Linked DNA regions of Homo sapiens: region 2 is linked to region 1. The links are chromatin loops, found by intact Hi-C in ENCODE. Cell type or tissue: HCT116. All regions are shown on one strand. Links, peaks and the distances in the headings refer to the core of each region. The heading gives the core; the rest is flanking DNA.

The links. Hi-C counts contacts between places; a loop is a spot of excess contacts. Peaks named below come from ENCODE experiments on the same cell type or tissue, not always from the same donor. Only the 100,000 strongest peaks of a DNase experiment are listed, where the experiment ranks them.
Region 2: a loop joins it to region 1, with 5 times the contacts of the local background. A loop is called at or near these places in 2 of 110 quality-filtered maps.

What each region holds. Positions count from the first base shown.
Region 1 is chr6:112,308,824-112,317,166 of GRCh38, forward strand. No RefSeq gene overlaps it. Among named protein-coding and RNA genes, the nearest start is that of RFPL4B, 34 kb to the right of the region's middle. In HCT116, for the core only: a CTCF peak has its summit at 3,347 (motif pointing left); a DNase peak (open chromatin) is centred at 3,318.
Region 2 is chr6:111,705,474-111,713,816 of GRCh38, forward strand. FYN (FYN proto-oncogene, Src family tyrosine kinase) reads right to left here. Exons shown (of 14, transcript NM_002037.5): 6 at 2,449-2,547. Among named protein-coding and RNA genes, the nearest start is that of TRAF3IP2, 100 kb to the left of the region's middle. RefSeq lists an enhancer at 4,757-4,886. In HCT116, for the core only: a CTCF peak has its summit at 4,571 (motif pointing right); a DNase peak (open chromatin) is centred at 4,628; H3K27me3 peaks cover 827 bases.

The sequences.
Region 1 (8,343 bases), core at 89-8,088:
AGAGGGGGCTGTGCAGGAGAGGTCTGCAACCTCACTGTCCTGCCCCAATACTCAAGGAATAGCTCAGGGAAGAGGGAGGAAAGGGAAAGCATGTGATAAAGACTACACCCCTGGCTAGGGAAAGGGAAAGGAAGTTTTGAATGAGATACAACATGCAATCTAAATGAAACAAAGAGACTAAGAAAACATGGAATAGGGCTCAGGTGTTGTTAGGGAGGATTTGATCTGGGATTATTGGGGACAGTTATTGGAAGAAAATAAAATTTGTATTTATAGCTGAATGAATTGAGACTCTTTAATACCACCTCCCTGATTATAGTCCACTGTTCTTTCTGCCATATGGTGCTTTACCGCTGACGTTCTCTAAATGTCTTCACTCTCATAACCTCATCCTGTTCATAGCATCTTGAATATTTGATCCTACACCTCAATTTTACAAACTCTTGGAATTTGTGTCAAATCTTGCCTCTTCCCAGAAGTCTTCCTTAATAACCCCAGGTCCACATTCCTCCCTGTCTTTCCCCCATTGCCCTCCACCATTTCAGCATTTTCTAGAATCCATCCTTGCTTTTCATTCCAATCTTCCACGCCCTAGTTCAGGATCCCATCCAATCCTCCTTCTGCATGGTTGCCACACACTGCCTGAGGACAACTGGCTGAGGCCCTGCTGCATTTGGCAAGCCACCTGCTCTGAAACAGGGTGGTGTCAACCCAGAGGGGCACCATTTTCTCAATTGCCCAAGGGCTGTCTTAGTTCACCAGGTGTGCATGGGGTCCTGTAGGCTCAGAGGGAGTGTCTTTTCCTAAGTTGCACGAAGGTGACACTGTATTTCCTAACCACCTCGATCCCACCCCAGTCTCTTCTCATTTCAAGTTGTCCTATACATAGCTGACATTAATTTTTTTTTAAACTCAAGCAAATCTCCTTTTCTACGTAAAAGCCACACTCTAGGGCATCATCAATATCATGTGTATTGGGAACTGTCGAAGGGCTAGGATGAAACAGCCTGGATGTGGACTGTGAAGAGAAATAAAAAGCTTCCTAGCACCACGAATCTCAAACCTTCATGTGCACACAAATCACTATTGGATCTCATTAAAATGAAGATTCTGATTCAGAAGGTCTGAGTGAGACCTGAGATTCTGAATTTCTAGCAAGTGCCCAGGTGATGCTGAAGATGTTAGTCCAAGGACAACACTGTAAGTAGCAGTAAGTAACATTTAATTTAATACACTGTGAGTAGCATTTAATTTTCACAAAAATCCCTATAGGGTTATTATTATTATTATTGTTATTATTGCAATTTTTTAGAGACAAGTTCTTGCTCTCTTACCCAGGCTGCAATACAGTGGTATGATCCTGGGCTCAAGCTATCTGCCCTCCTGAGTAATTGGGACTATGAGTGGGCACCACCATGCCACCATGCCTGGCTAATTTTTTTATTTTTAATTTTTTGTAAAGATGGGGTCTCCCCGTGTTGCCCAGGATGGTCTTGAACTCCTGGGTTCAAGCAATTCATCTGCCTTGACCTCTCGAAGTGCTGGGATTATGGGAATAGGGATTTAAATTCATGTCTGCCTGATTGAAGACTCCTTTTTAGCCACTATGGTGTATTCCCTCTAGAAGGACTGGAGAGGAGAGAATGGACTTGAGGGAAGAATTTCATTCAGGAAGTAAAACAAGAAAACTTGGGGATGGGTTGGCCTTGATCTTCTCAGTGGAGTTGGTGAGAAGGTCACTTAGCTCTGGTGGTGGGAATGAAAGGCCTAAGTGATCTGGGGGAATTGGGGCTAGCTGCAGAGGGCCATGTGCTGGAGGAAGAGCAAAAAGGGCTGCCAGTAGAAGGGAGCGCCCAGATAAAGCTGGGAGGATTGAACTTGCCAAAGCACTAAATCAGTGGTTTCCAAACTTCACAGTAGAATCACTTGGGGATCTTTTAAAAGTTCAGGTTATTCCCCAGGCCAATTAAGTCACAATCTCAGGCAAGGACACAAACATCAATAATTTTTGAAGCTACCCAGTAATTCCAAAGTACAGATTATTTTGGGAACCAGTGCTGCAGATGATTAGGTTATAGTGTTAAAGGGGCAAATCTTGCATTATTTTAAATAACCCAAGGAGCATTGAATAATGGTTTTGGCATTTTGCATAGTTCGGAGTTTGGCAAACTTTTTCTGTATTAAGTCAAATGGAAAAAAAAAAAATTAAGCTTTGTGGGCCAAGAGGCAAAATTGAGAGTATCATGTAAGTACTTACATAATAGGAGAAGAAAACAGATTTCCACAAAATTTTTATTGATGAAATTTGAAACTTTATGAATACTGAACTTGGAATTTTATATAATTTTATGTGTTATAAAATGTTAGAATTCTTTTGATTTTTGCAGTCATTTAAAAATGTAAAAATAATTCTCAGCTTTCAGGCCGTACAAAAACAGGCAGTGGCTGGGTTTGGCCCCCACTATGTTATAATTTGCTGACTCCTAGTGTAGTTAGTGATATACCTTGTGATGAATCCAAAGAAGCCATCAAAAATATGCATCTCCATAAAAATAAATCAGCATTCAAATGAGTGCTTGATTGACCTACAACAAAACTGGCCTTTGAAAAAAATCATTGCATTTTCTATGGACAAAGTGCAAAATGAATGACAACACTTTGAGGCAAAGGCTACTTTAACTCATATTTCCATAATAAATAAAAAAATAGCTGGTTGAAAACATGGATGACCTACACAGAGTCTACTATATAGAGTACTGTTTTCTGTAAATAACTCAAAATACTTTCAAAATATCTTTTAAAAGTATAAATAGTATTTTGATTTATTTTGAAACCATTTTGGTGTTTCACCAGATGTCAGTTCTCCTCAAGGCCTCAAATTATTAAAGATTCCTAGCTGTTGAGTACAGCTCCCTTGCGTTTGTAATGTCTACATTTGGATACCAGGATTATAGGTTAAAAAAATGGCAATTTTCTGGAAATGTTGTTTATGTAATCAGGTGGATAATCTGAAATACTTTAGAGAGGCTATAGAAATCCCTCTACTGTCTTTGGGCATTTTACATCCAGAACCTTCTGAATTATTGCATTAATAACTTCAATAGTTTCTGATTAGCAAAAAGCACAGTGAGGAAAACAAAATTAAAGAGAAAAAGGAATTTTAGCACCTGCAGGTCTAAATATTGTATTTGTAATTTATTTACTAATGGATAGTTGTTTTTTTTTTCTCTTATGTATAGAAAATTTCGAATGGAACCAGAGGTTACCAGAAACGTGCCCCATTTGTAGTTTCTCTGCTTTGAGAATTTGCCAGGCGTTGAGGGGAGCCCTCTGCTGTTAGTTTTATTTATTACAGTAAAATTTGAATTACATTTGTTTTATGCCCTTCCTTGAACCTTCTCAGGTTTTTGATGTTTCTGTTATGATTGTACATTTTACATAACAAAGAAAACATAAATTCCACGATGCCAGTTGGCATAGTTAATAATCCATCAATTCTGCCCTTTTTGAACTATATCAGAGCATTGAAAAATCTGGCGGTTTCCAATTTCCATGTTAGAGTAGGGTTTTGACCTCTATTTCACTTTCAAATGGGTCTCCTTGGCAGAATAACTCGGCTTTCTCGATTAATTTTACTGTTCACCCCCTTAACAGTGAATATGGAGGTTTAAACCTGATGCTTTAGAAGGTAATTGTACAGTTTTCGGAGAGTCAGAGGAAACTGACTCTCCCCTGCTCCTTAATTGCCCTTGTTACATTCTCTCATCCACTAACTGTGAATGCTCCTTGAATCTTACTTCTAGGACCTCTAATTTTGTTGTTGTCATTGTTGTTATTTTTACATTTGTTGCATCTGTGGACTCATCTATTGTCACAATCCTAGTTATAATGTCTAAATTAGTAACCTCTTAAGCTGTGTTGTCTTGGAGACTAGGCAGGAAACAAACATTTATTGGGTGCCTGCTACTTGAGCACAGTGGTAACATATATATACATATATATACACATACATATATATACATATATACATACACATACATATATACATATATACATATACGTGTATATATACATATATACGTGTATATATAAATATATACGTGTATATATACATATATACGTGTATATATACATATATACGTATATATACAAGTATACATATGTGTGTGTAATATATAGAAAATATATACATAAATATAATATATAAGCATATATAGATGTATTTTATCTAGCCCTTTTTTCCAACTTTTTTTCCAAATACTATATGTCCCCACAGTTGTCTTGGTCATTTCCCTTCCTAAGCAAAACTCTCTCTTTGCCCATCTTCTTTTCCTGGCATCAGAGTATCTCCACTTCCTGGTGCTCAACACTTGGGAACAAGATTTTCAGCATTTCTGATTTGAAATTTACTTCTTTTATTGTCTCTTTTTTTTTATCCCCACTACCATCATAAAGGCCTCGTCACTTCACATCTGGATGGCTGTTTTCTCATTTTAACTATTTTTTCTGGCATCTTTTCCTTCTATCTGTTCAGCATGTACTCATCATACCCCTTTTTTTAAAGAACACTCTTTAATCATTTCCCTCTCCCTTGTAAAATAACTGCAATGCATCTCCATTGCTCAAAGGTTCAGTTTGAAAAATTTCACCCTGATATTCTAGGCCCTTCAAATCCTGATTTGATTTATCTAGCCTAATACCCTGCTCCTAACAATGCTTATTCCAATCAGGTCGGCCTCCTTCCTGCCCATACCAGGCTGGCACTCCTACCTCAGTACTTTCTCATCCTCTTCTGTCTGAAATGTTTTCTTTCTCTCTACCTGCCAATATCCAACTCCCATTTGAAATACAAATATTTCCATCAAATCTTCTTTAATAATCCAGCCAACATTGGTATAATCCTTTCTCAGTTACCTGTTTGGCGTTTATTATTAGTATGATGCATTATAGTATTTTATTGTATTTATGTATTAATCTTATTAGTATTTAATTTGTGTATATTCTCTTGAGTACTCTTAATTGTTCCTTCAGCTTATCCCAACTGTATGTTTCTGATGATAAGAATATAGTCTAGAATTTCACTCTGGGATACCATACTGGGTTTAGTCAATTAAGCTCTCTGAAATTAATTTTCTTCTTTTGTAAGATGGAGATAATAATACCCCTCTACTTGTCTCATTTTGACACTTGAGGTTAAAAATAGTATGAAGAAATGCTTCAAAGTTTTCAAACTAATTTATTACCATGGTGGTGATGATGATGATGATCCAGAATGTATTTTCCCCCTTGAGATACCACCTAATATAGGGTTGTAGGGGTGGAGAGGATATGATCTCTTTCCTCCTTATCATAAAGGGTCATGACTGACACCCCATAACAACAAAAAACAGGTTAATCAAAGAAAAGCATAACAAGTTTATTATAGTCCTATTATGTGCACACATGTGTATGGGAGTCATATAAAATATGAACTCAAGGAGGGACCAGATGGTTTAGGCTTAAGTGCCCTCTTCATAAGGGAGAGGGAAGTAAGATGTATCGGAGTAAGTGATTTTCAGGGGAAACAAAAGGCCCAGTGCTCAGACAATGGTCCACAGAAACAGCCTCTTAGGTAATCTCTTGAAGCTGCCTTCAGATGAATTGATGAAGTCTGTCTGGGTATGGTGATGACTCCCAGTCTTCTCTGTCCTCCAGTAGTTGATCTTTCCAGGTTATTTGATGAGATCTCTAGGGAATGAGTCTTGAGACAATTGCATTTCTTTTGGAAAGAAGCTTTCTTGGTCAGACAAGAAAATTTCAGAAAGAGTCCCTCATTGACTTGTAGGGTGAGGAAAAGACAAGGTTGAATGGACCTTGATTCTGAGGCAGCTTTTAAGGCCTCCCAGCAGGCCAAAGCACCAGTCTTTGGGGTATCACATTCTGAGGCCCAAAAGGGTCATAGAGTTCCTTTCTGAGGATAGAGGTTGTAACCAAAGATGGTCACTACCACCATGAGGAAGAAACATCATCTCTCTGAAGGCATATCTGATCTGCCAGAGTTCAAGATCAAAGTCAGTACCTTCACCTTAACTTTTACCCCCACCTGTAGCCTATGATGCTGCCAATTTCCCTTCACACAAAAGCTTGTGAACTATTGGTCTGCGCTTATTGCTTATACTCTTGCAATCTGGGGTCAAAGCTCACAAGTACAAGAAATTTCTTCTAAAAGTGCTCAAAGACATTCTAATTGTTTAATCAGGTAGCTGCTTTTTGGTCATCTTCCTAGACCTTTCTGCAGCATTAGATGTCATTAAGAAGAGTTGTAATATAAGGTTTTAAGGAAAAGAGAGATGTTTCAATGAAAGGGATAACAAAAGAAAAGACAGATTTGACTACGTTGCATTTCCCCAAACTTAGAACATATTTACTATGTGTTTGGCAGCCATATCACTATTTCTAACATTAAAAACTCTGAATAATACAGAAAAGGATAAACACTGTAATAGAAAAATCGGCAAATGTCATGAACATACAAATCACAGAAAAGACATAAATGCACATACAATATAATGTTCAACTTTAATAATTAAAAAGTATGTGGCCAGTTTTAGGTCCCACTTTTTTCTTTTGTAAATGTTTCAGGAGTATATTCAACTTCTTTTGAATAGTTTTCATAAAAAGTTCTGATTAACCTGCATGGAGTCCTTTTTCTTGAGCCCAAAATGGTGGATCATGCTCACTATGCTTGCTGGAATATGTCCACTGGGTACAAGTTTTCTTTTTTTTCCCCAAGAATGTGATGGAACACTTGTATCCTAGTAACAATCCAGATGATAGCACTATCTTGCAAAGACGTGTTTATATCAAGCTATGCTATGAATAAAGTATATATGCTCTCTCTCATTCAACAAAGAATAGAACCTAGGAGAGACAGACAAAATTGTGTTAGGTCTTGTTGAAAGAATGAGTAATGGGTTGTTTAGAAAGGCAAAGAATGGAACAATTATTTTCCATCTGAACATTGCTTATGTCAGTATTGCAGGTTTTTATCCTTGGTTCAAGGTTACAAATCTTCCTCGGGATACATCAGCTGCCAGACATAAAGTCATATGCCATGCTGCGAAGAGTTTTTTTTACAGACTTCAACCTGTCTCCCCATCCCACACCCAATATTAAAATATGCCCTTTGGGACATGAGTCTAGAAAAACATCCCTTCTTTTAGAGCTAATCATTACAAATGGAGCGAATATTGCAAAAATCCTACAAATGATCTCTTCTGCCCTTGCAACCAAGGCACTGTTACTGAGTGTAACATGCCATGCATGTTACATAAACAATTCATTTAACTTTGTGGGGCCTCTTCAGGATAGGATAGGATAGGTATTTTTTTTCTCACATTTTGCAGAGAAAAATTGGTGCCTCAGATAAAATAAATAACTCACTGAAGTTTATATGCTACTAAGAGGGCTACTCTCAATTGAATTCAGTTATACCTGACTCCAGAACCCCTGATTCTTACCTCATTTTATTCTGTGTGTTTCTTTCAAAATGTAACTTTCATACCATGTTCATTTTAAAATTAATGCAAGGCTTACCATGCTTCTTCAGTGGTATGGATTTGTATCCCATGTAAGATGCTTTGAAACTCTGTATATGGACACCATTCCTGATGGTTTCCACTTACCCTATAAAATGATCTACCTACTGCATCTGGAAGCACCTGGAAGTTCTTATCATGAGAAAGTTGAAGAATTCCCATTCTAAAATGAAAAATAAAACAGGCTGTTAGACCTCAAAACGCAGTGTGATATTAGAATTATTAATGGTCACAGCTAGATGATCTGATAAACGGGAAGTTTATGTTATGTTCTGAGTTCACACAGGAGGCTTTGTGGCAAGGTTCTGTAAACAACTCTTGCTCTGGAATATTTGTGAATGGCCATCCATACAATTGATATTGAATGCTCTTGCTTGACTTTTATTTATTTATTTATTTATTTATTTTGAGACAGAGTCTCACTCTGTCGCCCAGGCTGGAGAGCAGTGGTGCGATCTCGGCTCACTGCAAGCTCCAACTTCCCGTTTCACGCCATTCTCCTGCCTCAGCCTCCCGAGTAGCTGGGACTGCAGGCGCCCGCCACCATGCCTGGCTAATTGTTTGTATTTTTAGTAGAGTCGGGGTTTCACCGTGTTAGCCAGGATTGTCTTGGTCTTCTGACCTTGTGATCCACCCGCCTCTGCCTCCCAAAGTGCTGGGATTACAGGCGTGAACCACCGCACCCGGCCGTTTGACTTTTTTTCTGGGGAGCTGTCTTTAGTGTAGAGATTCTAGTGTCATTTGGACACTTTCGATTTATAATGAA
Region 2 (8,343 bases), core at 290-8,289, 600 kb before region 1:
CTCTCCAGGCTCAAGCAATCTTCCTACCTCAGCCTCCTGGGACTAAAGGTGCACATCACCACACCTGCTAACTAAAAAAATTTTTTTTGTAGAGGCTAAGAGTGGTGGCTCATGATTGTAATTCCAGCACTTTGGGAGGCTGAGGCAGGCAGATCACCTGAGGTCTGGAGTTCGAGGCCACCCTGGCCAACATGGTGAAATCCCAACTCTACTGAAAATACAAAAATTAGCTGGGCATGGTGGCATGTGCCTGTAATCTCAGCTATTCGGGAGGCTGGGGCACGAGAATTGCTTGAACCAGGGATGTGGAGGTTGCAGTGAGCTGAGACAGGGCCACTGCACTCTAGCCTGGGGACAGAGTGAGACTGTCTCCCTATGTTGCCCAGCATGGTCTCAAACTCCTGGGCTCAAGTGATCCTCTCGCCCTGGCCTCCCAAGTGCTGGGATTACAGGAGGGAGCCATCACGGTGGACCCTGTACATCTTTTCTTTGGCACAACTGTAAGAACTGGTTACTGTACACCTTTGAGATCTGTGCCCAGTCAAAAAGCATGCCCTTAAAATGACTTGGTGTTGCAGATATTTCAATATATTATCCCTGAAGAAACTAATGATACTCTGTGCCACTTTAGGAGGCATCACATTAAGTCACCTCAAGACTTTTGTTATTTGCCTTATATCCTCCCCCTGCACTTTCAAGCCTTAACCAAGCCTGGCAATTAGTTACTATTTCAGCACTAGGTGCTGAATGAGCAGCAGGTGCCCCCAAAACCCAAGGGAGAATGCTGGAGCATTCAATTGGAATCTGTGTGTGGGAACCATTTTTAGAATATTTAACTGTGAAAGAATCCAGATTCTAAAATGAAATTTCAATTCATTATGCTTGAATATAGGTATCATGAGTTCACTGTCAAATTCTTTTGTGAATTAAGTTTCACTGAAGAAAAGAGACATTGCGTATTAGCTCCTCAGTGACTTTTAGAAACACCAAAATGTGCAACAATTCTTAATCTAGCATTAGGTGGCGTAAAGACTAGTACGTCAATTATTTGTGAGAAATGGCTTTCTGGGTTTGTACCAATAACCCAATTAGAATGCCGTGTAAAACAGTGGTGAAAAAGGAATTGTTAGAACAATGGATTGCACCAAAACAATAGTATTTTAAGATAATGATAGTTAATTGCATATGTAAAACCGAAGGCATTATTTTAAAAAATAATATTCTTTAAAAACAAAATATTTAAAAAGTTGACCATTATAAAAATAACTTAAATATATAGCTGACAAATTCCCAGTTAAATCAGGGTAATGCTACATTTTGGTGGTACTTTTTATTCTGAAAGAACACAAAGATGTTTGCAAATCTGCCCTAAAATACAAATTAAATACAAATACCTTGATTCACTGATGACGAAACACAGTCACTAGGAGAAAGAAACAACTAAGAACCACTGAGTATTTGAGAGTGGGAAACAAAACAGATCCTCTTAGAGGAAATACAAAGGAATTAAAGAATAGAACAATCCAACTGGGGATTTGGCTAGGGTGTGGAGTCTAATCCCTCTTGCACTACTTAAACAAATCCATGGTGAAATTAAATAGCAGAGCCAAAGGTTGGGCTTGGTGACTGACTTTTCTCAACTTCCTTTTTAGAGAGGCAAGACCCAAGGTGTCAGGAGGAGGCCAAGTTCCTGCATTTGGGAAATCATGGCTCCATCTCTCCTTCCCTCAGGGCTGGCAAACAGCCACTGGCAGTTCTTCCCCTTGGGAGTGCCTGTTAATCCTCATGGGTCAGAAGAAGGGAGAAAGGTTATCCCTTTTAGATCCCTTCAGCCTACTGAACACCTTCCTAAACTGCTACCAGTTGAATAGTTGGGCCAAATAACTGCTCGTCACTGTTTACTACCAAAGAAGCCAACTGAGGTTCCAAATCACTGTAGTATTTCCCAAGTTGGGGGGACACACTGTATGTGAGTCACTTTTACCGGGCATAGAAGGTGTCTTTTCAGCACTCTTTTAATATTTCTGATCACACTTAGGAGAAAAATCTTAGTTTAATCTGTGGCAATTACTTGCTACTCTCCCCTCTCTTCCCAACAGAGGGAGTGGACTGCGGGCTTAGAAACTTGGGTTGGCAATAATATATGCTCTAGCTAGCATTTCATATTTTTATGGCTACTTTTAATCTATGACAAGTTTTACTGGCTTTTCATTTAGGGTATTGATAGAAAGTTTTCTTTCAAAATAAGTGAGCAGGCTTCAAGAGAAACATTAAGTTAATAATAGTGCAAGTATTACACAGGGTAAAAACCGGGGCAGAAAGCCTGAAAAACTCAGCCTTAATCACTGCTGTGAATTTCTTCTCCCTCCTGCCCAATGCTGATGGCATTTTATTGCGGCAATCAACTTTTAAAATCAAGTAGTTAAGTGAAAACAAAATGAAACATACTCTTCTGCCTGGATAGAGTCAACTGGAGCCACATAATTGCTGGGAATGTAACCTGTCTCTCCAGTTGTCAAGGAGCGGGCTTCCCACCAATCTCCTTCCCTGTAAATAAAAAAGAAAAGTAAATATGTTGACCATTTCAACAGCTTGCAGTTAGAGACTCACTGTGGTCTGAAGTGTATAACTGTCACCTAATCATCCTGCCACCCGATTTCTCCAACCTATTCCTTTACTCTGAACTCCAACATAGTCCCCCTGTGAAGGTCAGAAGGTTCCAGTTCGAGTCAGCCATGAGATGAACCCACAGTTGTCTCTTGCCTTATTTGTGAATTAAGAATGTGGAATCCTGGCCATGAGAAGTCTCTCTTGGTAGGGGGCATTTTGCTTGGTTAGTGTCCTTAACTTGGATGGATGGAAAAGGAATCCAGCCTCAGCCTAATTAAGCAGAACATGTTAGCTGCAGATCATCTGGGAAGGGAAGCTTTTTAGGAGGTCTGAGGTCAATATGAGCTGCACAGTACTGCTTCCCTATTGTAAGCACCCCTCTCTTTCAAGTTCAAATCATGACATTAGAAATGTTAACATCTTAACATTGGGAGGTTAGGAGGTCTGATGAGGGATGAAGGCATGCTCTAAACACGTGCCTGGCTTGCTCTCAAAAAGATGGGGAGACACCTCTCTGCAGGTAGAATGATGCTACAGTAGGATCACCTTCCCCAGGCATTTTCAGTCTGAAGTGATTCCATCAAATGTCCAGAGCACTGGCCTGAGGCTCATGGGCAAGGGGTGAGGATGGGAATGGCTGCGTGTGCTCGCACAGGTGAAGCACAGAAACTCGGCAAGGGAGTGAGATTTTTAGTCACGCCACTTTGTACTGCCTTAGGCTCCATGCCACAGCACAGCAGTGTGGTATCAATCTGGGGAGCTCTCAGAGGAGGTGAAAGGGGATCTTGTAGCTACTCTCATCTTAAAGCCAGTGAGTACATTAAGCAGTTCAAATTCATCTGCTTAGATTCAAACAGGGCTACCTGTGATGAAGAGCAGGAATGGAGTGTGTACCTCTTCCCATTAACATCGGGGAGGCCATGGATGTGGCGCTGCGGCTCTGACATCCACTGAGTATCTGCAGAACCTTCCACCAGCCTGCAGTCAACGACATGATTGCCCTCAAGCAAATCAGACCTCCCAGCAAATCTGATCTCCTGGGGCTCAGGACCTTCTTTTCCTCCTTTTTTGGTCCTTGGAGGCAGCAAGCAAAACTTCAGGCATTTTAAAAAAAAATCGTTCTTTTGGCTGAGTTCTGTGTCAAAGCTTTCAGCCAGGGGAAAAAAAAAATGTGTTAGCTTCTGGCCATGGTAAAGATGCTCCCCAGACAGATTTAATCAGGTAGAGAATAATCAGCCTCCACATTAAACTCAAGCATTACTCCAGAGGCCGCTCTCTAAAGCTGGACTCTCTGAGCAAGGTGAGCAGTGAGCAACGCCTCCAGATAGGATTTAATAGAGCAACAGAACAAAGGTGACCAGCCAGCATGTGCTGGGGGTGCTGCTGTGGGAAAATGTTTGGTGGCATAAGTAACAGAATAGCCCACAAAAAAAACCAAGGTGCCAGCAAAGGTTTTTAAAACCTTATGCTTTAATTTAGTTTCCTAATCTCTCCTTTTTACCCTATTACAAATCCAGCAAAAGTACAGTACTCATATTCAGAAAGTTCTTTATTCATAAAATTTAGTTCATGTCTAGATTTATTCATAATCTTAAATTTAGTTCATGTCTAGATCTTTGTTAGGAAATATTTATACATACTGAAGAATATAGGTACAGTATATATGAACCCCGTGAACCCACTGCCCAACTTAAGAGCTAGATCGTTACCAACTGGGTGGGATCTGCACTGTGCTGCTCCCCTATTGTAAGCACCCCTCTCTTTGAGGTTCAAATCATGACATTAAAAATGTTAACAGTTTGTACTGGTCTCATTTCTATGCCTTCCAAAAGGAATACATACAGTTGTAAGGATATCATCTAAGAACATATGTGGAAGTTTATTTTTTTCTTTAAACACTGTATGTGTTTAAGGAAAATGGCTTTGGAGACATAATCTTCACTTTAATATAGTGACAAGGTTTACTGCTCTGAAGTTCCACTAGATGGAGACATTTCATCATTAAAAATAACAATACCCAGCTCCTCCCCCTCCACCCTCTCCCGCCCAGCCTGGGAAATGCTCCAAAATGGCGAGGAAAAAATTAAGTGCTTGTAGCAGAGGCTTATTGTTTTTTAATGCAAGATAACCTTCATCAAGTTAGTTCTAATTGAATTAAATTAAGAAAAAAATGGCTAGCATCAATTTTAGGGTATCTGAGACTGTCAATAGGGGCGGGAAGCCAATACATTTTGCTGCAGGTTGGGACAAGCCCAGCCTTATTCAGGTGATCTGGCATTAATGAAGTCATTTCCAATTCAAATCTAGCATTAACTATCTCATTTTGGTCTAGGTACCTAAATAGTGTAGCACAGATCAGAATGCAATTATCAGCTCATTCTGAAGTCATGAATCAGGAATTCATGATTTTCTCACTTGACCCTATTAATCTCACAAGGGTTTTCAGCTACTCATGAGAAAGATAAAATCCTTGATTTCTCTTTTTCTAGGCTTTCTAGGGTCATCTTCTTCATCAAAGGAGACATAAAGTGACAAAGATTCAATGTTTATTATGTAGTAAACCTCACATGTTGAGCCTAGAGAGGCTGGTACAGACTCAAAATATTCATTGAGAGCCGTTGAGCGAGTGAATTAAGTCATCTTTTTGATACACTAGAAGCACCAATTCACCTATAAATAGATATACTCTATATTCATGTTGATTTAGGAAAATAGGATCTCTACTATGTTATCTTTTATTTCTTGAGTTACTGTGGGTAATTAGCATTGTTAAAGCTGTATTTCTTTAAACGGTTCTTATAGTTCAGATTTTTCAGTTTGCACTTGGTGAGATATTCTTTGTTATCTTGCTCTAATTCAAATATATGATTTAAAGCCTGGCGCTGGTTTAGAATGGCTTTTAAGGTTTTATAACAGCTGTCTCTGTTCCTCTGATTTAAAGACTTGCTAAAAGATTCTGTGCCCCCACCACACCCCACACCAAGAAAAGTGTCTACCCCCAAACCCCAAAGTTGCTCGTAGGCTTGTGGGCCCCGGAGCTGGGAGCCCTAGAGCCTTGGAGCCAGGGAGTAGTTATTTGCCAACAGAAGTCAGCCTTGATCTGCTCAGTAGTGTAGCATTTTATGTCGGTAACAATTTTATCAAATGCTTGGGTGGGGCTCTAAACCAGGATTTCTTTTTATCACAATAGGAAAAAAAAAACAACAAACCTACCCTCAGCTGTGACCAATACTCCACTCTGTGTAAAACATGTATTACATTTTAAAGAGTCACTGTTCGTAGATGGTAAACGACTAGTCTTGAAATGTGAAAACAAGGAATAAAATGGATGAACTTAAATACTTTGCAAAAGGGGTTCAAATTTAATAATGTCCTAATACATGACACTGAGCACTTACAACGGGTCAATGAAGCACCTTTGCCCCTTGCTGGGTAGCAGGAACACCGCCTCTGGGTACATACATACATGCACATCCCACGGTGTATGTTGTACTTTAACAAAGCCAGCCCTGTGGCCTCCAGCGCCACCAGGGCTCCACCAGGGAAGGGAGTGGGAGGACACACACTAGGAGGTGTGGCAGCTGCCCTGGCAGAACAGAGCCCCATTCCTCCCTCTCCTCTGAGGACCAGAGCCAGAGGCGGGAGAGGATGGGGGAGGGGAGGAGCCGTGTGCCATCTGCTTCTGTATTATTGCTTTGTTTTTCCTTCACGATTTTCTCTTCCCTGTTATTACCCTTGACTTCAGGATATTGTCTTGTTACACAAACCTTATTTTTCTTTTCTATAACCTTGAGAAAGGGAATTTTAAAATTCCACTGATATGGAATTCCATTGGCAGAAAGGAAGAACATTAAGAGGAAGAGAACCTTTGTAATATTTTCCTCTACAAGAACAGGGTTGGAGGCTCAAAGGACTCCGTAAACATCAAAGGCCGTGCATGGAAGTCACAAAATAGAGATTGAGACGGATTGGATCCTCCTTAAGTGTTTCTCTAAAATTTCAATTTGGTGACACTGCAGATCGTTTCCAGATTAACAAAGGAAGAAGCCATGGGACTGACACTGGCAGGGACTGACTTTCCAACGCCCTCCAGCGTAATGCACAGACGCACGTGCAGTGTGGACAAAGCCTCCTGAGAGCTGGGTCTGCACTCTTACTATTCCTTGGTTCTTGCAGTTGAAAGTTTACAAATAGTCTTGAAATTTCTAATCAACCTTGGCATGTAGGGGAGGCTAAGGGGCGGAGGATTTCAGAATTCAAAGTTAATGGACTCCAACAAGCAGCAAAATAACAGCAAGGAGGTATACCCAGAGAGATCAAAGCCCAATCCCCTCCTCCCCAGCCCCAGTCAACTCTCCAAAGCTTCCTGTCACTTGAAGGTTCCCATCCCCTTTGATAAAGTATCTGGGCCTTTCCCAGATCAAACCTGACACTGTTCTCAGGATGCCTCCCTGCACCTCGCCCTGGGCTCTGCCACCTGCCAGCTCTGTGCTCTGGGGCAGTTTCCTAATCTGGGCCTCTGGCTCCTCAGATATCAAACGATGACGTCGATGCATACCTCAGACAGTAGTGGAAGAATGCATGAGAATGTTTGTAACTTAGCTCATGGCTGGTACATCAGGAGCCTTCAATGAATGGTAGCTGTTTATTATTTTTTAAAAACTTCCTGTGGCTACAGGAGGAGGACTCCTGGGGGGCAGGTAACACTCTTCTTGACCTGGCTGGTGGCCACACAGGCATGTTCAGCTTGTGAAAATTCAGCAAACTGTATACTTTTTGAAAATTGTGGTAAAATATAGGCAACATAAAATTTATCATTTTAATCATTTTTAAGTGTACAGTTGAGCGGCAGTAAGTACGTTCACACTGTTGTGCAACATCACTGTGTACACTTTTGATACGTGCACTTTTCTGCATGTGTTCCAACAAAAAGTTAAAAAAACACCACCCCACACCTTTGTTAATGATGACAATCCTAATATATGTTTGAAAACCCTGTGGCTATGTAGACTGTGCCTTCTGATGTCTCGAAGAGAGTCGTTGGCCCTTTATGGCAGTATTCAGTTCTTGCTGTTGAAAGGCGGCATATTCTCACTGCATGGTTCTGTGAGCCAGGGGGCATTCAAGAAAAGGGTGGGCTTTCCAAGGAGGCAGTTTTCAGGCCTGAAGGAGGTCCCTGTGGCAATCAGCACTCCTCTTTCCTGGGATGTGCAGTGTGACCAGGGCTGCCTCTTACTCCCTCTGGCATATCCTTCTGGGAAAGCTGAGGAGCCTGGCTCCAAGTCCTTCTGCCAACATGGAATCTGATTTGCTCAGAGAGCAGAGGAGAAGCAACCAGACTTGGTGGCATAGAAGAACTTCCTGGTGTGCCCCTCAGCCCCTGGGTGGCATTCTTTCCCAACCACCGGGAGCACTCATAGGGACGCTGGAGATGCCTGGCTTGCTGATGTGGAACCCCACCCCCCCACACTTTCTTCAGAACCTAGATTTTTTTCTGAAGGGCCTCATCCACATACACTGCCTCAATCTAATAGAGGCAGTATTTATAAACCCTAAGAAAATCTGACCCGTGTTTACTCTTCTTATGGAGGTACTGAATGTAGGATTTGAAAAGTGAGTGATCCTCACTCTTGAAATCTCCCCACTGCTTGTTTAACTGTTGTTCCTCCTGGCCAACATTAAACAACCATGCAGCATATTCATTCAAGAGTGGGTAAAATCACTTCTTCTAGC